Linked DNA regions of Homo sapiens: regions 1, 2, 4 and 5 are each linked to region 3. A link is a loop called in an ENCODE intact Hi-C map of the cell type or tissue named here. Cell type or tissue: PC-9. All regions are shown on one strand.

Region 1 (5,000 bases), 750 kb after region 3:
ACTGTGCGCAGAGGAGGGAGGCTATCTGGGAGATTTCATTTGGACTCTCAAAGATTAGAATTTTGGAGCCAATGTCATAGGTCATGAGGATGATGGGACCAATATTTGAAATCATGATGACCACACTGTAGACACAGAGGGCAGAAAAACCATACAGTCCCGATGCCTGCTGAGGAGAAACCAGCCCCAGATCCTGCTCCTGCTCCATGAAGCTTAGAATTTTTCTCCTGATCACACACCCCATTTATCACAGCTCAAACTGGAAAGACCTGTTCAAGCAATCAAGTGCAGGGAATGACCAGGTGAATTGCCATGTATCACTCTGCTGCTAGGCTAACCATCTCACATTAGAACTGCAGAAAACACAAGGAAAGAAGCAGAGGAATGTCCTGGCATTTCTCAGTCCACTCACTCCTGCTCTCTTTTCCTTTTTCTTCCTCAATTCACCTCCATGCCAGTTTCCAAACTGGTCCTCAGTCTCCTCTTTCCTACAGACGGATCCAGAGGCAGCTACGGATTCATGCCATCTCGTGACTACTCTCTAAGCCTTACCCCTCTGAGAGGTTCTTTGCACTGTCACTCTGTCACTTATTCGTCCATCTAGGACAGGGCTCAGCAAACTACGGCCTGATGGACAAATCTGGCCTGCCATCTGTCTTTGTATGACTTGCAAGCTAAGAATGGTTTTTACGTTTTTTAAAATTTTTATTTGTTTTGAGACAGAGTCTCACTCTGTCGCCCAGGCTGGAGTGCAGTGGTATGATCTCGACTCACTGCAACCTCTGCCTTCCAGATTCAGGCGATTCTCCTACCTCTGCCTCCTGAGTAGCTGGGATTACAGGCGCGTGCCACCACACCTGGGTGATTGTTCTATTTTTAGTAGAGGTGAGGTTTCACCATGTTGGCCAAGCTGGTTTCAAACTCCTGACCTCAGGTGATCCACCCCCTTCGGTCTCCCAAAGTGCTGGGATTATAGAGGTGAGCCACCATGCCTGGCCAGTTTTTATATTTCTTTTAATGGCTGAAAAATAATCAAAAGAAAATTGTGTGACACAGGAAAGGTATACAAAATTCAAATTTCTGTATTTCAAAACCTAAAGTACTGGTGTGAAAAGCCTAAAATACTATTTGGCCCTTGGCAGAAAAAGTTGGTGGACATCTGCTCTAGGATATAGTATTCTACTCTAAAGTAGAATTTGGGTCAAATGAAATATATTTGAAAATATATATATATATATTTTTGAGACAGGGTCTTGCTCTGTCACCCAGGCTGGAGTGCAGTGGCACAAACACAGCTCACTGCAGCCTCAACCTCCTGGGTTCAAGCAATCCTCCCACCTCAGCCTCTTGAGCAGCTGGGGCCACAATGCCATGCCACCATGCCCAGCTAATTTTTGTATTTTTTGTAGAGACAGAATTTTGCCATGTTGCCCAGGCTGGTCTTGAACTCCTGGAATCAAGCAATCCGCCCACCTCAGCCTCCCAAAGTGCTGGAATTACAGGTGTGAGCCATCATACTTGGCCTATAATTCATTTTAAAGTTAAAAAAGAAAAAGACTGTTTAAGTAAACACTCTGTGATGTGTGTGAAATCAGAACTTAAATATGGCCATTGACAAGAATGGCCAAAACAGCTGTTTTCTTTCTCAAGCATGCAAGCTCATAAATAAAGCAAAGCTAGGGCCAGTCCCACTTCTTGATAAGATTCCTCTGTTGGCAGAGGTCCTAGAACCACAAAGGGATCCTCCACACCTGCTCCATTCGCCTCACCCACTCATGTTTGCCATTGGGGCATGGTGCTTCCTCTCAGTCACGCAGAGATGAGCCACAAAGGGAGCTGCAAAGCAGCTCAGCGCCCTTAACTCCTCTTTGGAGTTTTATTTTCAAACGACTTCACTGAGTTGAAAAATGAGAGACTGACTATTACTGGGACCCCAGCTGAGCAAACAGACTCCCAATTTATTCTATGTCTGAATTCTCCTATTCTTCCAGTCCTTGGTAAAAATGACATGCCATGAAGCTGCCAACAACAACAATAAAAGATTAAATACCAAACTGCAATGGCTTTAGAGAATGAACAGAATCCACTGTCATCTTTCAAACTCTTGGTCCGTAAATATTAGTCAATGGGATATAGGAAATAGAGGCTGGGCACGGTGGCTCATGCCTGTAATCCCAGCACTTTGAGAGGCCGAGGCAGGATGATTGCTTGAGGCCAGGAGTTTGAGACCAGCCTGGGCAACATACTGAGACCCCCCCATTGCTACAAAACATTTTAAAAAATTAGCCTGGCATGGTGGTGCATTATCTGTAGTCCCAAATACTTGGGAGGCTGAATGGAGAGGACTGCTTGAGCTCAGGAGGTGGAGGCTGCAGTGAGCCATGATCGCGCCGCTGCAGTGAGCCATGATCGCGCCACTGCACTGCAGCCTGGGCAACAGAGTGAGATGCTGCCTTAAAAAAAAAGAAAAAAAAAAAGAGAGAGAGAGACAGAAAAGAAAAAGAAATAGAGTTCTTCCAGAAACAAACCACCAAACAGATAATCTGTATTTAATTTCACTCCAGGCAGGAGGCAGATAATTCATTTTTAATGGGGTAATATGAATTCATCAACATGGACAGATTCATACACAGAATTACAAACACAACTTGCACACATCCTGTAGATATAAACAGTCCTTTGCATACTATGTCCGGGGTTGGTGCCACGTTGCCCCTAGGTGTCCATCAACCTGCTCAGGGGCCGGCAACGCCCCCTGGTGGCTGCCACAAGAACAGTTTAATTCTAATTTCACTTCATTACCTTCACACTCGCCCTAAAAAGATTTATGCACATGCCAAGTTCCCTTTTTTCCGTTCCCATTGGCAAGGAACTTCATCCCATACATGCTCTTTTATATGTGCATTACAAAAGTAACAACACTCCAGAAGTATTAGAAAACAAATTCAGCTGTAATTTCTATCATCGTATCCTAACAACAATTATTTACACAATACTCTGTGCTTCACGCTCCTGTTTGAGAGGATGTTTGACCCATCAGGCTTCCCTGGCACATGAACAAAACTCAGACACAGCCTCAGCTAGGGGGCAAAGCAGTGTCAACACGCAGGCACCCTGGGCAGTATCATTCCCCGAAGCCCCTCATACTTAATGCAGTCAAGAGAGAACCCTAGATTCCACTCCACCTAGATTCCATTCCACAACCCTAAAACTACTCAAGTTTCCCCCAGTGCAGCAAATGGTGTCACCATTCATCTGGATGCTCAAGGCAAAAACTAGGACTTGGCCTTGATGGTTCTTTTTTTCTGGTTCCCCAGACCCACACCACCAGCAAGTCCTGTCAACTCTACTTCGGAATAGCCCATATGTCCACTACTCTCTCCATCTCGCCCGCCACTCCCTGTTTCTTCACCCAGATCTCACCTGCGCCTCCTAACCAGTCTTTCCATTTCCACTTTGCTGCTGTGTCACTGTCCATTCCCAAGAGGGCGGCTACGGTGAGCTTTGAGAAATCACCTTTTTTTTTTCTTCTCCCCGAGACAGAGTCTTGCTCTGTCGTGCAGGCTAGAGTGCAGTGGCGCAATCTCAGCTCACTGCAACCTCTGCCTCCTGGGTTCAAGCAATTCTCCCGCCTCAGCCTCCTGAGTAGCTGGGATTACAGGCACGCACCAGCACACCCGGCTAATTTTTGTATTTTTAGTAGAGACGGGGTTTCACCATGTTGGCCAGGCTGGTCTCGAATTCCTGACGTTGTGATCTGCCCGCCTCAGCCTCCCAAAGTGCTGGGATTACATACATGAGTCAGGAGGTCAGGAATTTGAGACCAGCCTGGCCAACATGGCGAGACCATGTCTACTAAAAATACAAAAATTAGCCAGGCATGGTGATGCTTGCCTGTAGTCCCAGCTACTCAGGAGGCTGAGGCAGGAGAATCACTTGAACTTGGGAGGCAGAGGTGGCACTGAACCGACACTGCATCACTGAACTCCAGCCTGGGTGAAAAGAGTGAGACTCCATCTCAAAAAAAAAATAAAAATAAAACTCCCAACAGCTTCCCACCACACACCTAAAAACTCCCGGCCGGGCACGGAGGCTCATGCCTGTAATCCCAGCACTTTGAGAGGCCGAGGTGGGTGGATTACCCGACATCAGGAGTTCGAGACCAGCCTGGCCAATGTGGTGAAACCCTATCTCTACTAAAAATACAAAAATTAGCCACGTGTAGTGGCATATGCCCCTCCTAAGGCGGAGGTTGCAGTGAGCTGAGATCGCGCCACTGCACTCCACCCTGGGCAACAGAGTGAGACTCTGTCTCAAAAACAACAACAACAAACAAAAAAACTCCCTCCTATGACTTACAAGGTGTTATGTGATCTGGCCCTCCCCACCGTTTTGCATATCACTCTCTGCGTATTTCACAATGAGTCAACCAGCTGGGATTGGAGTGTTGGTTTTTCAAACACTCCAAAGCATTCTGCCTGAGGACCTTGGACTTGGAAGGTCTTCCCCTGATCTCCTCACATCTGGCTCCTCACTATTCAGATCTCAGTTTAGGGGTTACAACTTTACTTACTGATTGTCTATTATACCGTCCTGTCTCAATTCTGTGCATAGCACTTGTGACTATATTTTTCTTGATTATTTATTTATTATGGTTATTGTCTCTCTCCCCTAAAACATAAGTTCCAGAAGGGAGAACCTTGTTTTCCTATTTTTTTTTTAGAGATAGTATCTCACTTTGTCACCCAGGCTAGAGTGTAGTGGCATGAACACAGCTCACTGCAGCTTTGACCTCCTGGTCTCAAGGAATTCTCCTGCCTTGGCCTCCCAAGTAGCTGGGACTACAAGCTCATGCCACCATGCCCGGCTAATTTTTTTAATTTTTTGTGGATATGAGGTCTCATCATGTTGCCCAGGCTGGTCTCTAACTTCTGGGCTCAAGTGATCCTCCCACCTCCCAGAGTGCTGGAATTATAGGCATGAGCTACCACATGGCCAGA
Region 2 (5,000 bases), 150 kb after region 3:
GAAAGACTCAGAGAAGAAGAAGTAAGACCTAAGAAAACAGACCCTTTAGCCTCCTTGGAGCTGGTTTTCTAGTTAAGAGGCTTGATTAAAAGCGTGGGGGGAATGGATCTGTGACGTACATGGTCATGAAAAGTGCAGCCAGCGTTACAGCACACGTCTGTATAGGTTGCATCACAGGCAGGGAAGAGGCCTAAGGGCCTGGTGGCCCGCAGGTGTGAGCCCCTCTGGTGGCTCCATGACAGGAGACCCCGCGGAGAAAGTAGCTCCTCTTCCTTTTTTAAATTTTTTTTTATTTTTATTTTTTACTTTGAGACGGAGTCTCTCTTTGTTGCCCAGGCTGGAGTGCAGTGGTGCGATCTCAGCTCACTCCACCCTCTACCTCCCGGGCTCAAGCAGTTCTCCTGCCTCAGCCTCCCGAGTAGCTGGGATTACAGACACGCGCCACCACGCCTGGCTAATTTTTAAAATTTTAGTAGAGACGGGGTTTCACCATGTTGGCCAGGCGGTTCTCGAACTCCTGACCTCAAGTGATCTGCCCGCCTCGGTCTTCCAAAGTGCTGGGATTATAGGCATGAGCCACCGCTCCCCGGCCTCCCCTTCTTATAACACTTGAGGCCTGTGCTTCAGTTCATGGGCCTTATGTAAAGGCTTCTGTCACCTGTCTACTCCTTCTTCAAGCTGGCTGTTTATTCGGCACAGAGGAGTAAATTACAGGTGGATTATGCAGTGACAAGCACTTTTATACCTCCTGTAAGAACAGTTTATACCAGGGGTCCCCAACCCCCAGACCGCAGACTAGTACTGTCCGTGGCCTTTTAGGAACTGGGCCGCACAGCAGGAGGTGAGTGGCGGGCAAGTGAGCATTACCACCTGAGCTCCGCCTCCTGTCAGATCAGTGGCAGCATTAGATTCTCGTAAGAGCACGAACCCTGTTGTGAATGACACATGTGAGGGATCTAGGTTGTGTGCTTCTTATGAGAATCTAATGATAAATGTCATGTGCTTGAATCATCCTGAAAGCATCCCTCTGCCCCCAGTCCGTGGAAAAATGTTCTTCCACCAAACCAGTCCCTGGTGCCAAAAAGGTTGAGGACTGCTTGTCTATGCCTTAAAAAAAAAAGGTCCATTTACTTTGCAGTCATAGAGGACGCAGGGCTGGACTTGAGGAAATCTACCTAGAAATCCCCTTCAGGTTAAGATTTATGACATTAGCTTCACTATTGAATTGGATCATAGACATCTATAATTAAAGGAAACCATTTACACTTTATTGTTCATTAAATGTTTAAACCACCTGAAAAGATTTTTTTCTAATTGAGCCTTTTTGCATAGTTACCAGTTACCCGTATCTGACTTCAAGTCTTTAGCCGTATACCTACATGGTTCCATAGTTATCAATGTTTATTTACAATTTAATATTCTTCTTTAGCATTATTTAATATCAAAATGATAATATGTACTACGGTAGGTTGGGCTTTACAGCTTACAAAACACTTTGACATACATTCTCTATTATTTTTGATGGCTCTGTGACATACTGAACTGAAGCAACAGTTTAAGGCTATTTCTAAATTGGGCTCTGCTCAAGTGTGAGAAAGCGTGACAGTCAACATGAACTAGCTTTAGCCTTATCACCGTTTCCTGCTCAGGCAGGTAAGATCTGCTGAAGGAAGGAACCGTTGCCAACTGGCCAGGTGTGCCAGTTCGTGGCCTAGAAGGGGCAGCTGTCAGTTGAACTTTGCCCATGTTTTCAGGATTTTATCTCAACTCCTGAGTAGTCTCATCTGGGTGGGAGCACTAGAATTGAAGGCCTGTTCAAAGGTTTTGTGCCTTTAACTGGAGAATTTTTTGGAAGCCCCTTAGAACTGCCAGGCAGCCATGTGGGATCAGGTGGGGGGGACTGGGCTGCTGTGTGGTAGATTTGAGTTCATGTCTCATAAATGGACTCTCCCCGAATCTGAGAGGGTTGCTCCCTAAGTCAACTACTTAATAATTAATGGAAAGGAGATGTGACAGGAATAGCCAATTTCCCTGTCCTGTTTGGTATGACTGTTGGCAATTTGATGATTCCTTCCTTAACCTTGAAGCAATCTCAGTTTGACTGACTCATACTATGGGGAAGATAGTGGCCTTTGAACTCTTGACTCAATACAGTCTTGACCTTGGTTAGATACTACCTTGACCTCTGGATAAAACTGTACTGGGCATTACTATTTTATTGATTGTTCTCTCAACAAAACAACCGTATCTTTAAAAAATTTTTTTATCTTACATGTCTGAAGTAGAAGGTCACCTCTTTTGTAGTGAAAAAATAACTATTTTCCCCATGGTGTGCTGAATGCATGGGTTAAAGCAGGTAGACCAGCTGTCCTGGGTTTTATCCCTATGTGTTTTTTGCTGATTCACAAAGGCATTTAATTTCTCTCTACCACGCTTTCTAGGTCTGCAAAATAGAAAGGGGAGTTCATGACCATCTATGCGTTACTGGGGGATTTTTCTGTGCAAGCGAAAATTATTGATGCAACCAGAGGACTTGCTGCCAGCGTCGAGGGGTGCATTTTACTCCCTCTGTAAAGAGGCCAGCAGTAATGATAGAAACACAGTGCATTTGACTCTGACCTTATATTTGACAACTCTTCCTCTACAATCCTTAAAAAACATGCCTCACCATTTAAGAGACCAGCAGCAGGCCTTCAGCAAAGCCCACGGTCTAGGCAGCCTTTGTAGGCCTCTGGGATTGTGGTGAGAAAACCTTATCCCTCTCTTATTTCCTGATAACTTTACATTTTAGAGGTGTCTGGAAAGAAAGGTGGCAGAAAAGCAGCATAACCTGCTTGACAAGTCCTGTACAAACAGAAGTCCAATGAGGCTGCTGCTCTGGGGTTGCCAAGCTCAAGGAAGCCAATTGTAGTGTGCACAAAGGTGCAAGTCACCAAGGCCTCAGAGAGCTCCAAGGAAGCCTGTGCAAAGGCAGGATTTAGAGTTCTAAGGACGGGTTGTCCAGCGCAGCCCAGCAGAGAACCTAGGTCCATAACTGTGGACTCTCCTGTGAGGGAGCCATGTTGCGGGGTGGACATCTGACAGTTGTCCCTGCTCTGTGAACCTGCGACTTCATCCTACAGGTGCAGAGAATGGTTTTGGCAACTCTCTCCACCGCAGAATGTGGGCGGACTTCTGAGCTGGGTTTGATTTTCCTCTTTTGCTTTGGAGTGTACAACAATCAACCCTTTAGAGCAGAAGTAGAGGAATGGAAGACTTTCCCATGGCCCAAGACCCCTCAGTGGGTTGCTGTTTGCTCTTCCCTAGAATATTATAATGTTCAATTTATGCCTCCAGGAGACCAGAGACACACGTTTCCCAAATGTGGGTACAGGTGGCTTTAAGCTGTTTCTGTGAGTAGAGGCCCAGTGACATGTTCCCCAGTGTAACCCCCTCCTTGGTTTCACATCCCCTCTACCCGATTCTAGGCCAAGCCCCTCCAGTGTAGTTGGTGACCCAGAACAGGTGAAAGTGAGGCTGCCTTTTGTAGCACTGCTCTTTGTGAATGGGAAGTGCTGCTGGGGAGAAATGATTTTAAGTGTGAGCTTTGCTGTTAGGGGCAGCCCTCTTTCTCCACTGCAATAAGAAGAGTCATGACTAAGTCTAGAAAGGCAGGTTTTGATCTTTAGGATACTGTGATGTATGAAATAAAGGTATGTCCTTCTTATTCGGTGTTGCATTGTCAGCACCTAACACAGTGTTTAATTAAAGCAAAAATTTTTGTATTGAAAATATAACTAGGTGGAGGAGTAAGTCAGTGCTACTTAAGTGTGAGTATTTGTCTTCCCTGATCAGATGGTTTTCTACGTACTCAAAATTTCATGTAGTAAGAATGCAGGATGCTTATGGAGAAAAGTGAGTGTTGTTTGTTTCTCCTTAATATTTATATATAAAAGCAAGAGCTTATTAAACTTTTAGACGTCTTTGGAGGTTTGAAATTTCCCACTGTTATTCTTAAGAAGAGAAGAGAAAGAATAATTTTTTTTCTTCTGTCTTATTGGCCTTTAAGGAAAAGCGAATTTCAGAAAAACATGGGACGGAACAGGAAGTGTTTACAGGTTTAGTCATACTTGTTAGGTATGAAAAAGCCCCACTGCCTTCTCATATTGTTTCTTTTATGAACTTAACACTTCCTACTTTGAGAATACCTTCCTCCCCAAGGGCTCAAAGCCCTTCATAGTCATTAATTTGCATCTTGCTAATTTTCTTAAAAAATTAAAATGTTAACTACCATTTAGCTGGTATTCTACCAGCTAAAACTTCCAGCTAAATGCATTTTGTCTGTCTGTATGTATTAGCTCAGTTGAAAATGTGATCCTACTGAAGGCAGTAGGGTAACCGGCTTGTCCCAGTTTCCCTGGGATTTCAGTTTTAGTACTGAAAACCCCACATCCCCGGAACCCCTTCAGTCCCAGACAAACCAGCATGGTTGGGTCACCCAAGAAGGCGACCAGTTCAGGTAGCTCTGCATAAAGAGAAGATGTTCCACCCTGCAGTCCTTACCTTAAATCTAGGCAGCTACCTTAAGAATTGACCTAGACAGCAGTGTGTGCATGGCTCAGTGCAAATCTTTAGCATCACCTGGTAGAAGACAACACTGAGCACACAGTCGCAGAACTAGTGCAGTTCGAGGTACGTGGAAATGTCTCTGCAAAGTAATATTTCTGGTTTCTTGTTTTTTTGTCTACCCTTTTCCCCTTTACTGCACTATATGGTGAAAAACGAAAACAAGAACTGCTAACTACCTGATTTCCGAAACAAGAAGTGTGATCTCAAATATTTCTGTTGATCTCAGGTTTTTCATCTGAAAAATGAGGATGCTGGTCTCAATTTCTAAGGCCCCTTCCTGCCCAAACTTACCAGGAGGAAAGAAGCTGGAAGTAGAAAGCAGGAGAGGTTCAAAAAGAAAATGGGATGCATCTCCTTTAGTAAGCTCTACTCTGGAGAAGGACGTTGTCCTT
Region 3 (5,000 bases):
GTCCCAGCTACTCAGGAGGCTGACTAGGATGACTTGAGCCCAGGAGGTTGAGGTTGCAGTGAGCCATGATTGAACCACTGCACTCCAGACTGGGTGACAGAGCGAGAACCTGTCTCTAAAAAATAAATAAAAATGAATCTCATTTTGAATAATCAGACTTTCACTTCTCTCTTTTCATCTCTTAACTCTGCACCTCTGATTAAAGTGATGAAATTGAGTAAAATGAGAAGAAAAAGGGAGCTTCTTAAAATAAGCCACATTGTGGAATAAACTCAAGAATTAAGATCTGATCTTGCTAGGTTTTGAGTCTTAATTTTCAAGGACCACTTTCAGTTGTGGTTGTGGGAGTTGATCCCCTTTTCTCAACTAATGCCCGTTAACCTGGAAATTTCTCTATTCCTTCATTCTCTTCTGTCCCCACCCCGAAACCACACCCCACATCTCTTTCTATTCCCCATACCATGCACATTCACATGCCCAGAACTTCTTATCTTCTTGTCTTTACCCTAATTTCTTTTTCTTTCTTTCTTTTTTTTTCGAGAAAGAGTCTCACTCTGTAGCCCAGGCTGGAGTATGCAGTGGCTGATCTCAGCTCACTGCAACCTCCACCTCCTAGGTTCAAGCGATTCTCCCACCTCAGCCTCCAGAGTAGCTGGGACTACAGGCGTGTGCTACCACGCCCGGCTACTTTTTGTATTTTTAGTAGAAACTGAGTTTCACCATGTTGGCCAAGCTGGTCTCAAACTCCTGACCTCAAGTGATCTGCTCACCTCGGGCTCCAAAAGTGCTGGCATTACAGGTATGAGCCACCGCGCCCAGCCTTTCCCCTAATTTCTTATTATCCCCTACCTCTAGGCTTCCCCATTCCCCTTTCTCAAGATCTTCTTTTATCCTCAAGACCACATGAGACATCATAACTTCATTGTGAGAGGCATTAATCTACTGGATGGAGCACATGTGGGGAGTATCTGGGGTCTATACCAATTTCCATAGTAACCTTTTTCAGGGAAATCACTTCATCCTTAAAAAATGGGATAAAGGAAAGAAATAAGGCTAACCACCCTGGGCTACATCCAAGAACAGTGCAGAGATATGGAGGGTTCCAGGCTGTGTGAAAGACGGTTCATAACTGCTACTAATTGTAGCTAGGAAAGAGAGGAAAGGAGAACACGAATTAGAGCCTGAGAATGGAGAGAGAGCTGAAGGAGTTGATGGCATGATTTGTCAAGCTAAAGGAAGAAAGAAAATGAGTCAAGAAACAGAAGGTCACAGAAGAAATTCAGCAATTAATTTGTTTAATACTGTGCCATTCCACCCTTCTTCTCCCAGTTCAGTGCACAATCCCTGAGCTCAGGATATGCCCTTGAAGTTTCAAAGTCAGGAAGGATAAGCTGGGGTTTCTGAAGAGGAGAGTTTTGGGGGCGGGGGCCTACTAGATATAAAGAAATATGTGTGCCTACTTTAGTACATTTTCCATTACATGATTTGAGTGAGGGTAAAAAGCATAAAATTAAGCATTTCATTTTTAAAATGTGTATTCAATATTCCAAGAGTTATTCTTATCAACTTAAATCCAGAATAATTTTTCATGTGATGACAAGCAATGGGACATGGTGATGTCTATGATTTTGTGTCCGAGCAAGTATTGTACACTTGATTAATCTTTTCTGGATAAAACATTAGCAATTCTTGGGAAACCAAAGCTTGAAGCAGAGCAGAATGAGGCGTGACACTGAGTAAGTGGTGAACTTGGTGTCATTGAGCTCCTTTTTAGGGATTAAACCATCTCAGAATGCATTTGACTCACTTCAGGAAGTAATGCTGCAAAGCAAATGACCTACTTCATACTTAATCCCCAATGCTGCAACTTTGTGCAGCATTTTGAAGAAGCCCAGAGGACCTGATCCTAGACCACCCATGAGGAAGTAGTAAACCCCCAACACCCACAACACTGCCCCCACATGCAGAAGTGAGAACAGATTCAAAATTGTGTGGAAGTGCTTGCTGCGAGGGCTTTTGGCCTCTGCCTGCCCATGTTAAGCAACTTGGGCACACACCTCCAGTGTCTTGGCAAGAATCTCCAACTCCCACAAGAATGGGAAGAAAGCCAAAGAAGGCCAAAGAAGGCCAAAACTTTCTCCAAACAAGCTCAGTAGCAAAACTCTGTGGGAGAGAGAGAAGTAAGGCAATTGCCCTAGGCATATTGGGCAGATGAGTCAGCACCCAGCAAGAGAGGAGCCTGTAATTCTGGAGAAGTTAGGGCTGGTACCACCATGGAATTAGGTGGAGAGGAAGAGAGAATGTGTACTCATCAAGAAAAATGGATAGTCCAGCATGCAGACATGGAAATGCCCTCTTCACCGTCCTTCCTTTCCTAAGAAATTCTGGGTTCTAGGCCAGGTGCAGTGGCTCACACCTGCAATCTCAGCACTCTGAGGCCAAGGCATGTGGGACACTTGAGGTCAGGAGTTCAAGACCAGGCTGGGCAACATGGCAAGACCCCATCTCTACAAAAAAATTAAAAAATTAGCCAGGCGAGGTAGTGCACACCTGTAGTCCCAGCTGCTAGGAAGACTGAGGTGGGAAGATGACTTGAGCCCAGGAGTTTGAGGCTGCAGTGAGCTATGATCGTGCTATTGCACTCCAGCCTGGGCAGCAGAGTGATACCGTCTCTAAAATAAAATAAAATAAAATAAAATAAAATAAAATAAAATAAATTCTGGGTTCTCTGTCCACACCTGTAGTTAAACTCACTGAGAAGGAAAATACCAAGCATTGCACCAAAGTCTAAGAAATCACCACTAAAGAACTTACCCCTGTAATCAAAAACCATATAGACCCCTAAAAACTATGGATATAAAATTTTATAAAAGAAAAGAAAAAGAAAATGCCCAGCAGGTGGCAGCACTAGACAACTGAAGTAAAACAAGGCTGCAAGGCAACACGAAAGTTCATCTTGGAGACTTTGCGCTGTAACTTTCCTTGGTGGGATTTTATTTAGCTATCAGTGAATATCTCATAAGAAGGAATTTGTATCCCAGCACCTACCACAGTGCCTGACACATGCTGGGTATATGTGTTGACTGAATGCAGGCAGGCTGGCAGGCAGGAAGGAAGGAAGGAAGGAATTTTGACAACTCACCTAAACTAGAAAAATGTCATCATTTGAAATGGCCATATTCTCTTCTTATCCCATCATTACTATTGTCATTTTAATTAGTTTTAGTAATATTAATAAAGCATCCTACTAGATTAATTTTCTCTACTCACCCTTTTGACAACCTACATCCTTATTCTCTACTGAATTAAATTTTTCTCATCGCTTTTGGAGACTTTTATTAAATCTCAGGGTTAAAAAAAAAAAACTCAAGATTAGAAACACCACAGCTAGAATTCCAGTTTTAAAAGAAATTATTTGTCTTTGAATGTTGGTGTTTATAAGGAAGGCATTTATGAGTAGACTATCGTTCTTTGATTAGTTGTATTTTTTTTAACCAATGACTTGTTTGCAGACTGTGCTTAAGTTTTATTATTATTTAAAAAAAATTTGTTTTCTTTTATTGACCATCTCTGAAATATGCTATTGTGCAGTGGCTTGCGCTTTTTTAGAATCCTACTTAATAATAATTTAAGGTAATAAAAGTTAGAAGAAAGACTAAATAAACTAATAGATGATAAGAAATCACTCTGCCCATGCACTGTGCTATATTGGGTCAGAGTGATGACTTTCTATCACTTTCGAGATAGAGGAAGAAAATCCTCACCCTTTGCTTCACCAGATACAGAAAATGGCTACATTGGACACCCGAATAAGAGCTTCCAAATCTACCTATTAGAACGAAGGGTAGCCAAACTTTCCCTGAAAGCTAATGTTAGCTGAGCACGATGGCTCATGCCTGCAATCCCAGCACTTTGGGAGGTCGAGGCAGGAGAATAGCTGGAGGCCAGGATTCATGACCAGCCTGGGCAACACAGCAAAACCCCCTCTCTAAAAGAAAATGTTTAAAATTAGCCAGGCATGGTGATGAGCGCCTGTAGTCTTAGCTAGCTACTCGGGAGGCTGCAGTGAGAGGCTCACGTGAGCATAGGAGTTCAAGGTTGTGGTGAGCTATGATTCCATCACTGCACTCCAGCCTGGGCAGCAGCCAGATCCTGTCTCAAAAAAAAAAAAAATGCTAATGGTAAAATTTTTGCTAGTAAGAATAATGGCAGTTGATGACACTCAGTTGGAGCATGTAGTTGAGTTTTTTGAGGGCGGGTATGTTGTTTTATGTACTTTCATATATCCCTAGCATCTCACCTTGTGTCTGGTATATTTTAAAACCTCAATCAATATTTACTGAATGTGTGGAGACTATCAAGACATATGTCACTGAACAGTGGTACTTGAATCAGAGCCACGTTCTCAGCAGAAGAAAAGAATAGAATGGCAGATCATGGGAGTCACAATTCAGCAGACTTATAAGAATGGGCCCAGAGCCAAAATAATTAGCATCATCTGGAATTGGTGACACCCTAGATTATCTCTTTCATCTTAGGAACTCCTATCCTCACCCTGTTCAGCTTTGTTACACATAGCCATCTTGCTGCTGCTTTTACACCTTTATTGTGTATTAAATGCAACTTTCCTGAACTTGAAGAGCCTCTGAGTTCTTCTTATCAATAAGGGGAATGTTCTGAGTTATCATGTGTCTCCCTAATTCTGGAGGAATAGTGTATCTAAAAACAAGCATCTTACATGTTGATGTTCCCTGCATCAAGCTTAATTCCTATTCTATTTTCATTCTGCATGCTCTCCCCAGGCAAGTGCATCCCCACCCATAATTTCTAAACCAGGAACTGCAGATCTTTACTTGTGATTGCCATTGTTTCTTGAATTTCAAATCCATACATATAGCTAATTTCCCATAAGAAAACTCTACCTGGGCATACCATATATTAATAGCTACCTTAAATATATCATATCAAAGATCAAATCCACAGGCTCTGATTTAAGATGG
Region 4 (5,000 bases), 450 kb after region 3:
TCTCCAACTATGGAATTCATTCAATCACCAACTTTTATTAACCATCAAGCAGGGAGGGAAGATATGAACAGAAATACAGTCAGGGCTTTACGACAGGGATACATCTGGGAAATGCATCATTAGGCAGTTTTGTTGTGTGAACATGATAGAGTGCACTCACAGAATCCTAGATGGTACAGCCTACAGCCTACAACACAAACAGGCTACGGTGTATAGCCCATTGCTCCTTGGCTACAAACCTGTACAGCAAGTAACTGTACTGAATATCATAGCCACTTGTAACACAATGGTATTTGGGTATCTAAACAAACCTCACGTGAAAAAGGTACAGTATAAAAGATTAAAAATGGGCTGGGCGTGGTGGCTCATGCCTGTAATCCCAGCACTTTGGGAGGCCAAGGTGGGCGGATCACGAGGTCAGGAGATCGAGACCATCCTGGCTAACACAGTGAAACCCCGTCTCTACTGAAAATACAAAAAATTAGCCGGGCATGGTGGCAGGCGCCTGTAGTCCCAGCTACTCAAGAGGCTAAGGCAGGAGAATGGCATGAACCCGGGAGGCGGAGCTTGCAGTGAGCCAAGACTGGGCCACTGTACTCCAGCCTGGGCGACAGAGCGAGACTCCATCTCAAAAAAAAAAAAAAAAAAAAGATTAAAAATGGTACACCTGTATAGGGCACTTACCAAAATGGCTGTTGCAGAACTCGAAGTTACTCTCGGTGAGTCAGTGAGTGAGTGGTGAGTGAATGTGAAGGACTGGGATATTATTGTCCACTACTGTAGACTTTATAAACACAGTACACTTAGGCTACACTGTTTATTTTTAAAATAAAGTAATTGAGCTACAACATGACAATGGCTACAGCGTCACTAGGTGATAGGAATTTTTCAGCCCCATTATAATCTTATGGGACCACCTTCATACATACAGTCGGTTTTTGACTGAAACATCATTACATTCAGCACGTGAATGTAATTGCGATGAAGTGAAAGATAAAGGTTATAGTTCTAGTGTATCCACAGTGCTTTAGGAGATGAACTGTTAGGGAAAGCCAGAAAAATCTCCACCACGGAAAAAATATTTGGCCTGCGTCTTGAAGGATAAATAGGAAGTCAGTACTCAGACAGGTGCCAGTGTTTTTCAGCCTGAGGCAGGGAGGTATGAGAGACAGCTGGAAGGGTTTGAGAATGGGTGGTGAGAACTTACACTTACTGGGGACTGGATATAAGAATGCAGTAAGACGTGGACCTAGCACCGTGATTTTTCGACCTGGGCTACACATCAGAAACACCTAGCGAGCTTTTAAATCTTCCAGGGCCCAAACCACATTGTGAACCAATTAAATCAGGACGTCTGGGGCTAGAAGCCAGTCATCAGTATCTTTTTTTAAGCTCCCAAAGTGATTCCAATGTGCTGCCAAGTCTCAGAACCACTAGTCTAGAAAGGAGGGATAAGGATTTTCAGCAGCCCCCACAGAACCGGCCCTCCTGGTGACCCTGCAATCCTGGCACACACACCCCACCCCGCCTGGGAGAAAGACCGGCCACACCACAGTCATCGGCTGTTTCCTGCTGCTCCTTTCCTCCCACCAGCATTTTACTCTGAAATAGTGGTTCTCAAAGTGTGGTCTCCAGACTGTAGCATCAGCCTCAGGGGGAAATTCTTAAAAATGCAAATTTCCCAGCCGCACCCTGGACGCATTCACCCAAAAACTCTGGGAGTGGAGCCCAGCAACTGAGCCATGCTAAGGTTGGTGAGCCGCTGCTCTGGAACATTGATCCCTCCCAAACTGCAGCAAAGCAAGCACCTGGGTGTAGCTCTGGCTGTGTAGGTGCTACTACAATCTGCTGGAGTCACTGCTTGTCGGCAGAGATGCCGTGGGAGCTGGCCTGGGTGCCTCCACGTTGGCCGTCACCACCAGGCAGTGGCCTTTGGCCTGGAATCGAAGGTACCAGAGGGCTGATAGCTCAGTTTTTTTATGGCACCAAGAAAAGACTTTCAGATTGGAGGTATGGGATTTTCTTTATTTTTTAATCCTCTTTTAATATAAAGTGGCCCCTTAGCAAACTTTCAAGATATTTCACATCAGAACTGGCCGGGAAATCCGGCATGTGGACAGACACGGATATGCCGTGTGCATTTTTCCGTTGGAGGAAGAGGGTAGGCTTGGGTGCTGGAGGGTGTTGCCTGGGGGCGGAGCGAGAAGGAAGAAAGGGCGCTGCTGGTTCACACCTCACCCATGCCCTCCTCTCAGGCCCCAATCAGGATGGAATTAAAAGACCCTGGGAGGAAAATAAGGAAAGCAACAAAGGAAATGAGTTCCCCATACAGAAAGGGAAATTGCCTTTCCCGTTAAGGTCAGACTGGTCCGAAGTAAAGGACTGGTGCGCCTTAGCAACCGCCTCTGCTGAAGCCCTAACGCTGGAGCTCTTTCGCCCTCGCAGAATAACCGGGACTTTCTTGCAGCCGGAACCAGCCACGTCCTGATTCCACACTCCCTTGAGGAGCCAGCCAGCTCCACATTTACTCAAAGAATCCGAAGGGCACCAAGTGGATGCTCTGCCACACGATTGAAGAGGGCAAGCTGTCTGGGGGGTTTTCCACCTCTTTTCAACTCAACTATTCTGAGCTGAAGTACTGGACCCGTTTTGTTTTTCCTGTTTTTTCCTGCTTCGGTAAATCTGGAAAAATCCTGCAGGTCTGAAAAACTGTTGGACTTGACAGCGTGTGTGTAGCGCCACCTGGTGACCACAGCTTATCAAAACAGCTTCCTTCTGGGGCTCTTGTGGATGTACATCAAAGGCTCCAGCTTCCAGACAGGTACACATCCTGTTCTCACGCCCGGCCCACTTTCCCGTGGGAATGTCAGCCACTCTGATTTGCCTTGGCTGAAAACCTCCTGTCTTTGCATGGAAAAAAACACAAATAATATGAACAAGCAACAGAGTTTTCTTTCTCTCTTAAGTAACCAAGCATTTAAAATCTTCTAAAGCACACATTTCCCTAATTGAGAAAGGAAGCAGAAGAAAAATTTCTGGCTGAAATTATAAATCATAATAAATGGTCGGAAATACCTTCTCCCTTAGATTCCTGGGGTCCTAGTGTAGAGGAGACTTCAGTTGCCCTTGACACTACAACATCCTGACTAAAAGCCTGTTTCCAAGGTGATATTTGATAGACATGAAGGACCCAGGTGGAAAAGAAGGTAGTCTGGACGGCACGGCAAGGAGTGGAACACGCAGGCTATGAGGTGTCAGCAGAAATCAGTTCTGGTCCTGGCACTGCTACCAACTTGCTGTGTGACCTTGGGAAGTTACTTAAGCTTTGTGGATCTCAATGCCCCAGACTCGTTAACTTCTTTACTATTTTTTCCCATAAATTCAGTGTTTCTGAAAGATGTTGCCCACCAGAATGCATCTCTAAAATAGGAGCTTAATAAGCTTTCTGTCTTGAGGGATCAGACGTATAAATGTCAGGCAGGCCTTCTGATGATCATGATGCAACCAGAGTTACCACAGTGAGTCCATATCACAGACAAAGGCGAAGACACTTGATCCCTTCTTAACCTGGTCTCCCACCCATGAATGATTTTTGTTAGGATTTCAGCATGTTGAAACTAACCCACAGACCCTAGTTACAACTTTCTCAGGGCCTGAGAGCTGGGGAATCCCAGTTTGGGAACCAAAAAACTAGAAAATCTTGAGGGCAACTCTGGCTGTCATGAACTAAAACAGAGCAAAGATGGAAGCCTGTGGTATGTGCGTGCAGGTAGAATCTCGATTTGAGAAATGGCGTTACAAGGAATTAACACTTCAGAAATGCCAGCTCTGTGCCAGGATTTTTTTATTTTATTATGTATATTTGTCATGGACAACATGTTTTGGAATATGTATACATTGTGGAATGGTTAAATAAAGCTAATTACATATGCATGTGCTCACAAAGTTATCATTTTAGGGGTGACTTAAAATCTCTCAGTGATTTTCAAAAATATATGTTATTAATCATAGTTGCAATGTTGTACAATAGATCTCTTGAACATATATTCCTCTTGTCTAACTGAAATTTTATGTTCTTTGACCATCTCCCCAACTGCCCCCCAACAAGCCTGAAAGCCCTGGTAACCCCTATTCTACTCTCTACTTCTTTGAGTTCAACTTTTTAAGAGTCCACATATGAGATCATGCAGTATTTGTCTTTCTGTGCCTGACTTATTTCACTTAGCACAATGTCCTTTGGGTTCATCTATGTCACAAGCAACAGGATGTCCTCCTTTTTAAAAGACTGAATAGTATTCCATGGTGTGTTTTCTTTATCCAACCCCATTTTCTTTATCCATCCATCCGTTGATGAACACTTAAACACTTAGTTGGTTTCAAATCTTGGCTATTGTGAATAGTGCTGCAATGAACATGGCAGTACAGATACCTCTTCAACATACCAATTTTATTTCCTTTGGATATATATACCCAGGAGTGGGATTGCTAGATCATATGGTAGTACTATTTTTAATTTTTTAAGGAACCTCCATACTGTTTTCTGCAATGGCTGTGTTAATTTACATTCCCACCAGCAGTGCACAAGGCTTCCCTGCTCTCCACAACCTCGCTAGCATTTGTTATCTTTCATCTTTTTGATAACAGCATTCCAACAGGTATGAGGTGATATCTCATTGTGGTTTTAACATGTATTTCTCTGATAATTAGTGCAGAAGTTTTAGATACAGAATCACAGTTAGTCCTGACAATAATCTCTAAAATACCCATGCAGATGGGGAAAGAGCTGCAGAGAAGTTAAAGAAATTGTCTGCACCTTACAGCTGAGACCAGAACCAGGTCTGTATAATTTCAGAGCACATAATCTTTCAAAGTAACCTAACAAAATCACAGCAACTTTTAGGTTCACAGAGAACAGGCCAAAAAAACAAACAAACAAAAAGAAAGAAATTATAGTAATTTCCAGGTATGAACCAGTAATCCAAACTAAACATATTTTGTTG
Region 5 (5,000 bases), 220 kb after region 3:
GACCTTAGTGTGGGCGTGAGGATAGAAGCAGCTTTAAGAGTGCACTTAAAATAGCTCTTGGAACTGGACATTGGCTAAGCTCAAAGACAAGGAAGATGCTTCCTATGAAACCGACCTCTGCCTGACCCTTACCTGGGGCTATTTTGACCATTCTGGTCCGTGATCTTAGGGCTGTGTTCTTTCTCAGTTCAGCTGCTTGGGCACAAGCAGGTTTTCTAGTGCACGCTCCAGGCGTTTGGCGCCTCTCTGCTGCCTCCGTACTCAGAGATCTTATTCTAACTAGACTCAGCTGTCTGAAGCCTGGTGATTAAAAATAGCCTCCTGGTGCTAGCTGTGGAATCAAGGGAGAGATACTCAGTGAGCAGAGAGGTCAGCTTGACGCAAGACACCTGACTGTCATACCTGTGGGTTTCCTTGCACCTGAGTTTTTTATCTCTTGAGGTATTTTCCTTTTATACTCTATCAGTGCCCATTTTTTATGGCTATGCAAGATAAACCAGTCATTTCAGATTTGTGGGGATTAGTAGAAGTCTGCATTTTGGCAGGAGAAAACCATTATTTTACTTGGTGGTTCCCAGAAATAAAGTCTCTAGTTATCATTCCATGCAGACATCAATGAGATTTGCCATTGAGGCATACATTTATTTGTTTTCTCTTTCTCATTTGGTGGTAAATACTTCAAAGTAAAGAACCATGTCCTCTACTTCCGTTGTAACTGCCCACAAAACTTAATAATTCATCTTACATGTCTTGTTTTGTGACCGTTGAACTGACCGTAACAGCCTTTCTCTGATGTCCATGGCATGCCATTAGTAAGAGTCACAAATACTGTGATACTCGCCTAATCCATTTTTAAAGTCTGTTCAGGGATAGTCTAAGAGTACAAGGCATATGTGCATATTTGCTTTTAGTTGTTTCATTCAATGTAAGCTGGATCTGTGCCTTACTTTTAACTTCTAAGATTGCTTCCTTCAAATTGGACCTCAGCATATAATATTTATAAAAATAAAGCAGGAACTGTTATTTGGTTAAAGCAGAATATACTTAAAATATTAAACTTGGGATAACTTAGAGAAAGCCCTGAAGTTGAAGAGCTTGGGGCTCTGTCAGTCCGCTGGTGGCCGGAGTGCCCCAGCACCGGGCCTTCCTCACAAAACATTCTGCCTCTGATTCCCTATCCTTGGAACTGGTGCCCAGTTAGCAAAGAGCACCAGCTGTTCTGGCCTTGGGGACGATGCATGGAGGAGGGGCACCCTCCAAGGAAACCAGGCCAATAGAGCCAAAGTGAACAATTTCAGTCATCATTGGGAACCATGATAGATTATGTAGCACTTTAATGATTGATTTCCTAAAAACCATTCATGCAGTCTTTGGAAGTTCAGCTTGTCACTTACTGGCGTGCCCTCCAGGGCTTCTGTCCACATCGATTTCACCACTACATCTCCACCCATGGAAGGCATGGGCCAAACCCATTCATATTCCAGAGAACAAGGTGCAGTTTCCATGGTATACAGAAAGGTAATATTGTACAGTGGGCAATAACATTCCAGTTCCGGCTCTGCTACTTCCTACTTCTGAGCAACTTGGAAGGTTGCCTAACCTCTCCAAAGACCTAGATAAAATGGGGTTAAGAATAGTGTCCACTTCATAGGGTGGTTCGAAGAAATAAGTGAAAATATAAATGTAAAACACTTAGTACAGTGTCTGTCACACAGCAAGGACTCAGTAAATGTTAGCCAAGAGGGGAGGAAGGAGGCTGCCACCCTTATCTGTTAGCTCAGCTTCAAAAAGCCTAGCAAAATAACATCATGAATTTGATCTGAGTGGTCACAGCAAATCCATTCCCTCACTGATGAAGCTCAAATTACCTTGGCCACATTCTTTAGATTTTTCCCTTTGCCTCTGAATGAAGCATTCACTTGACGTAGATAAAATACAGACACCTCAGCCTCCAGTTCAGCCACTGTCCAGTCAAGCAGGAAAGTACATTGTGAGTGAGTCTTAAGTGAAAAGGACTAGTTATGATGCATTTGAGACAAGAAAGTAGATCGAGCTTTAGGCTTTTCCTTTTCTTGCCGGAAAGGAAAAAAACAACATTGCATTAATCATCATCTGGTCCTCGGCCAAGATTCGTATTTACCTGTTATGTGCCATATTCATACTCACCCTGTAATGTGGCAGCCTCGTGCCATTTATCATTCCAACAGCCCATAACAGATGAGGAGACACAGATGACTTGTCCAGGGTCATCAAGCTTGTCAATGGCAGAGTGAATGTTGGAGCTCAGACCTTCTGACTCTCAACCCAATGAGATACAAATAAAATAGTGGAAACCACCAGCCAGCCCTCCCAAGTGTTTAGGGGCATTAAAGACACTGGCCATCCTAAAGGCGCCTCTTACTCTTATACATCATCTACCACTGAAACCAGAGCTTCCGCTGTGCACTGTCCATGCGTGGGGCCGATCAAGGACACCAAGGCTGTGCAATGACAGGTTTCTTCTCTATAAACTTTCCTTGTCTCTTTCTTTTAAGACATTGAATAGCACTAAGGGATAATTTCTTCCTTTTCTTTTTTTTTTTTTTGTGTGTGTGTGTGTTTTGATTTTTGACACAGGTTCTCTCTCTGTCACCCAGGCTGGAGTGCAGTGGCATGAACATGGCTCACTGCAGCCTCCACCTCCTGGGCTCAAGCAATCCTCCTACCTGAGCTTCCCATGTATGTGGGACCACAAGCATGCCGCACCATGCTCAGCTAATTTTTAAAATTTTTGTAGACACAAGGTCTCACTATGAGCTACCATGCCTGGCCTAGGGTAATTTCTTAAAGTAGAGCTTTATCTCCTTGTCGAGAGGCATTTAGATGTCCTTTCTTCAATGAAAGATTCTTTTTCTCCTCTAAAGAACCCAGAAATAATTTGTTGGTCCTTTACTATGATGTCCCTAACAGATCTAATCATGCCTCTCCATTTTGAGACCATTCATTCTTTCAAACACCATTATTTTTATTCAGACAGTGTACCTAGCAATAGTCCCGGCACTGGGAACACAGAAATGAAAAGTTACTCTCTTTAAGAAATTCACAGTTCCAAAACCTCGGCTGTACCCACAGAGTCAGGGTCATAGGGAAGTTTCAGTACCAGATAGTGGGAGGAGGGCCAGGGCTGCCAGTCGTTGGTGAATGTGGTAAGGTGGCAGGCTGTTGGCAGTTGAGAGCTGGCATCCAGCATTAACCTTAGAAACAAAGAGCTCAAGGAGCAGAAATCCAGCCACAGAGACTGGGATTCGGTCATAGGACTTCTGTTATTGAGAAGGACTGGAAGACAGAGCTGGGTAGGAACCAAGATAGGCATCCCATTACAGCAAAGGCTTGTTTTTAGGTGGCAGACAAGGGCACAGAAAAGCCAGCAGGAGTGACTCAATACTGGTTCCCTGAACCACTGGTCCCAAGCTTCCTCTTGATAAAGGGTAGGCCTGGTCCCGGAGTCTGGGTGGAGCTGAACTTCAAAGTAAAGGAGGGTTAAGTAAGCCTAACTGGAAAGGTTCTGGGCCGTAGGGGCAGACAGCCAAGCATCTCACTGCAGCTAAAACCCAAGTAAAATAAATAGGACTTATGGTATGCACAAATCTCTCATACCAGAGAAAGTGGACATTCCAAGTTTGTGTGATTTGAAGGAAAAGATTTTAGTTCCGTGGTTCTTGTAGGTTGTTACTAGATTGCTAGAATGCTTATAATATAAGATAGTTTTGTGTGATGGGTTTATTTGGGAATGTGATGATAGAAACAAAAGGAAATTCCTTTGTTTTTTATTACCATACAAGGATAAGATTTTGAGATTATCTTTCCAAGGAAAACTTATCAACTATCTATTATGTATCAGGCACAATCCTTTGTACTGGGATTCCAAAGACAAATAAGATAGTTCTTGACCTCAAGGAACTTGTAATTCGTTGGGGAAGACAGATAAGTAACCAACAAATTAGAACGTAGGGTGATTGGAGTGTGTTTCATGTCACTGCGCCACAGAAGAGAAGCAGTTGACTTAGGAGAGGAGAAAGTTTAATTTGGGCCATGAAGGAAATTAAAAGTAAAGACCTCCAAATTGGTGGGCAGCCATTGAAGGATTTTAGGAAAGTGATGTGCTGAGGGATGGATTATAAGATCGGGGGCAGAAAGACCAGTTACAAGGGAAAATCATGCTGGTCATGCCCCAGTACTTACATTTTTCTCATACCACCTCTTAGAGCCCCTGAAAGTGTAGACTCCACTATGGAGAAGCAACACAAATGTGAAATACTAGCTTGCGAGCCACGTGGGTAGCTCTTTCCTCTTCAGGAAAGGGGAATGCTAGTGTCTAGAAGTGGGAGAGATTGAAATGATTCTGTAATGAGGAAATAAGTTACGTTAGGGCACATATATAAAGAAACAGCAGAAAAAATGTAAAATCTCAATCACTCTGTAGCCATGACATTTATAAAAATGAAAATTTTACAAGAGTATTTCTAAATGCTTTGAAGTTGGCCCCCAAAAAGCCTGCCTACCTTCACTTTGAGTTACAAATAAAATCCCTAGTGTTGCATAGCTGTGTGAGTGGTATTTACATTCTCACACATTTCAGATCTCTTGAGTCCATTTTGCTAGTATTTGTTTTCCTTGGAGATAGGAGTTAATTCAGTCACACTTTCTTCCCCTGACAATAACTGCATTTTTTTCTCTAAGGTAGCTTTCCCTCCAACCGTTGCTTGTTGTTCTTACCCAAGACCCAGTATCTGCCAAAACAAATGTATGTGAGTGATAAACGCTGAGAGGAATGTCTGTTGGACCACAGGAAATTTCCTGTTCAGGAAGAGATCTTGGGAACTTCCTGTGGAGGAGTGCATTGTGGGACTTTTGGCTGCAGTCCCTTGACCACAGCTGCAATTAACTAAAGGCAGAGGGGGAGGGGAGAGGAAGAAGAGGAGACAGCTACCCACAGACATTCTTATCCATGTAGCCCGAGG

What was found. Hi-C counts contacts between places; a loop is a spot of excess contacts. Peaks named below come from ENCODE experiments on the same cell type or tissue, not always from the same donor. Only the 100,000 strongest peaks of a DNase experiment are listed, where the experiment ranks them.
Region 1: it touches region 3 in a loop (15-fold over the local background); 36 of 110 quality-filtered maps call a loop at or near these places.
Region 2: a loop joins it to region 3, with 6 times the contacts of the local background. A loop is called at or near these places in 6 of 110 quality-filtered maps.
Region 4: it touches region 3 in a loop (17-fold over the local background); 110 of 110 quality-filtered maps call a loop at or near these places.
Region 5: a loop joins it to region 3, with 15 times the contacts of the local background. A loop is called at or near these places in 4 of 110 quality-filtered maps.

The regions. Positions count from the first base shown.
Region 1 is chr12:12,331,823-12,336,822 of GRCh38, forward strand. All of the region lies in intron 3 of MANSC1 (MANSC domain containing 1), which reads right to left. Among named protein-coding and RNA genes, the nearest start is that of MANSC1, 16 kb to the right of the region's middle. In PC-9, CTCF peaks have their summits at 2,764 (motif pointing left) and 2,966; a DNase peak (open chromatin) is centred at 259; H3K27ac peaks cover 1,091 bases.
Region 2 is chr12:11,727,529-11,732,528 of GRCh38, forward strand. The region is part of intron 1 of ETV6 (ETS variant transcription factor 6); the gene reads left to right. Among named protein-coding and RNA genes, the nearest start is that of ETV6, 80 kb to the left of the region's middle. RefSeq lists a silencer at 1,488-1,637 and enhancers at 2,888-2,997, 3,238-3,337. In PC-9, no CTCF peak of the experiment used is centred here; DNase peaks (open chromatin) are centred at 1,623, 2,863 and 4,103; H3K4me3 peaks cover 959 bases; H3K27ac peaks cover 4,347 bases.
Region 3 is chr12:11,578,464-11,583,463 of GRCh38, forward strand. No RefSeq gene overlaps it. Among named protein-coding and RNA genes, the nearest start is that of LINC01252, 33 kb to the left of the region's middle. RefSeq lists an enhancer at 406-605. In PC-9, a CTCF peak has its summit at 2,911 (motif pointing right); DNase peaks (open chromatin) are centred at 1,788, 2,168 and 2,978; H3K27ac peaks cover 3,350 bases.
Region 4 is chr12:12,030,783-12,035,782 of GRCh38, forward strand. No RefSeq gene overlaps it. Among named protein-coding and RNA genes, the nearest start is that of BCL2L14, 38 kb to the right of the region's middle. RefSeq lists enhancers at 1,522-1,571, 2,022-2,121 and a silencer at 2,573-2,867. In PC-9, CTCF peaks have their summits at 2,744 (motif pointing left) and 2,943; DNase peaks (open chromatin) are centred at 2,789 and 4,647; H3K4me3 peaks cover 521 bases; H3K27ac peaks cover 550 bases.
Region 5 is chr12:11,794,196-11,799,195 of GRCh38, forward strand. The region is part of intron 2 of ETV6 (ETS variant transcription factor 6); the gene reads left to right. Among named protein-coding and RNA genes, the nearest start is that of ETV6, 150 kb to the left of the region's middle. RefSeq lists enhancers at 697-1,385, 1,386-2,074. In PC-9, no CTCF peak of the experiment used is centred here; DNase peaks (open chromatin) are centred at 1,496, 1,966 and 4,806; H3K4me3 peaks cover 1,928 bases; H3K27ac peaks cover 3,485 bases.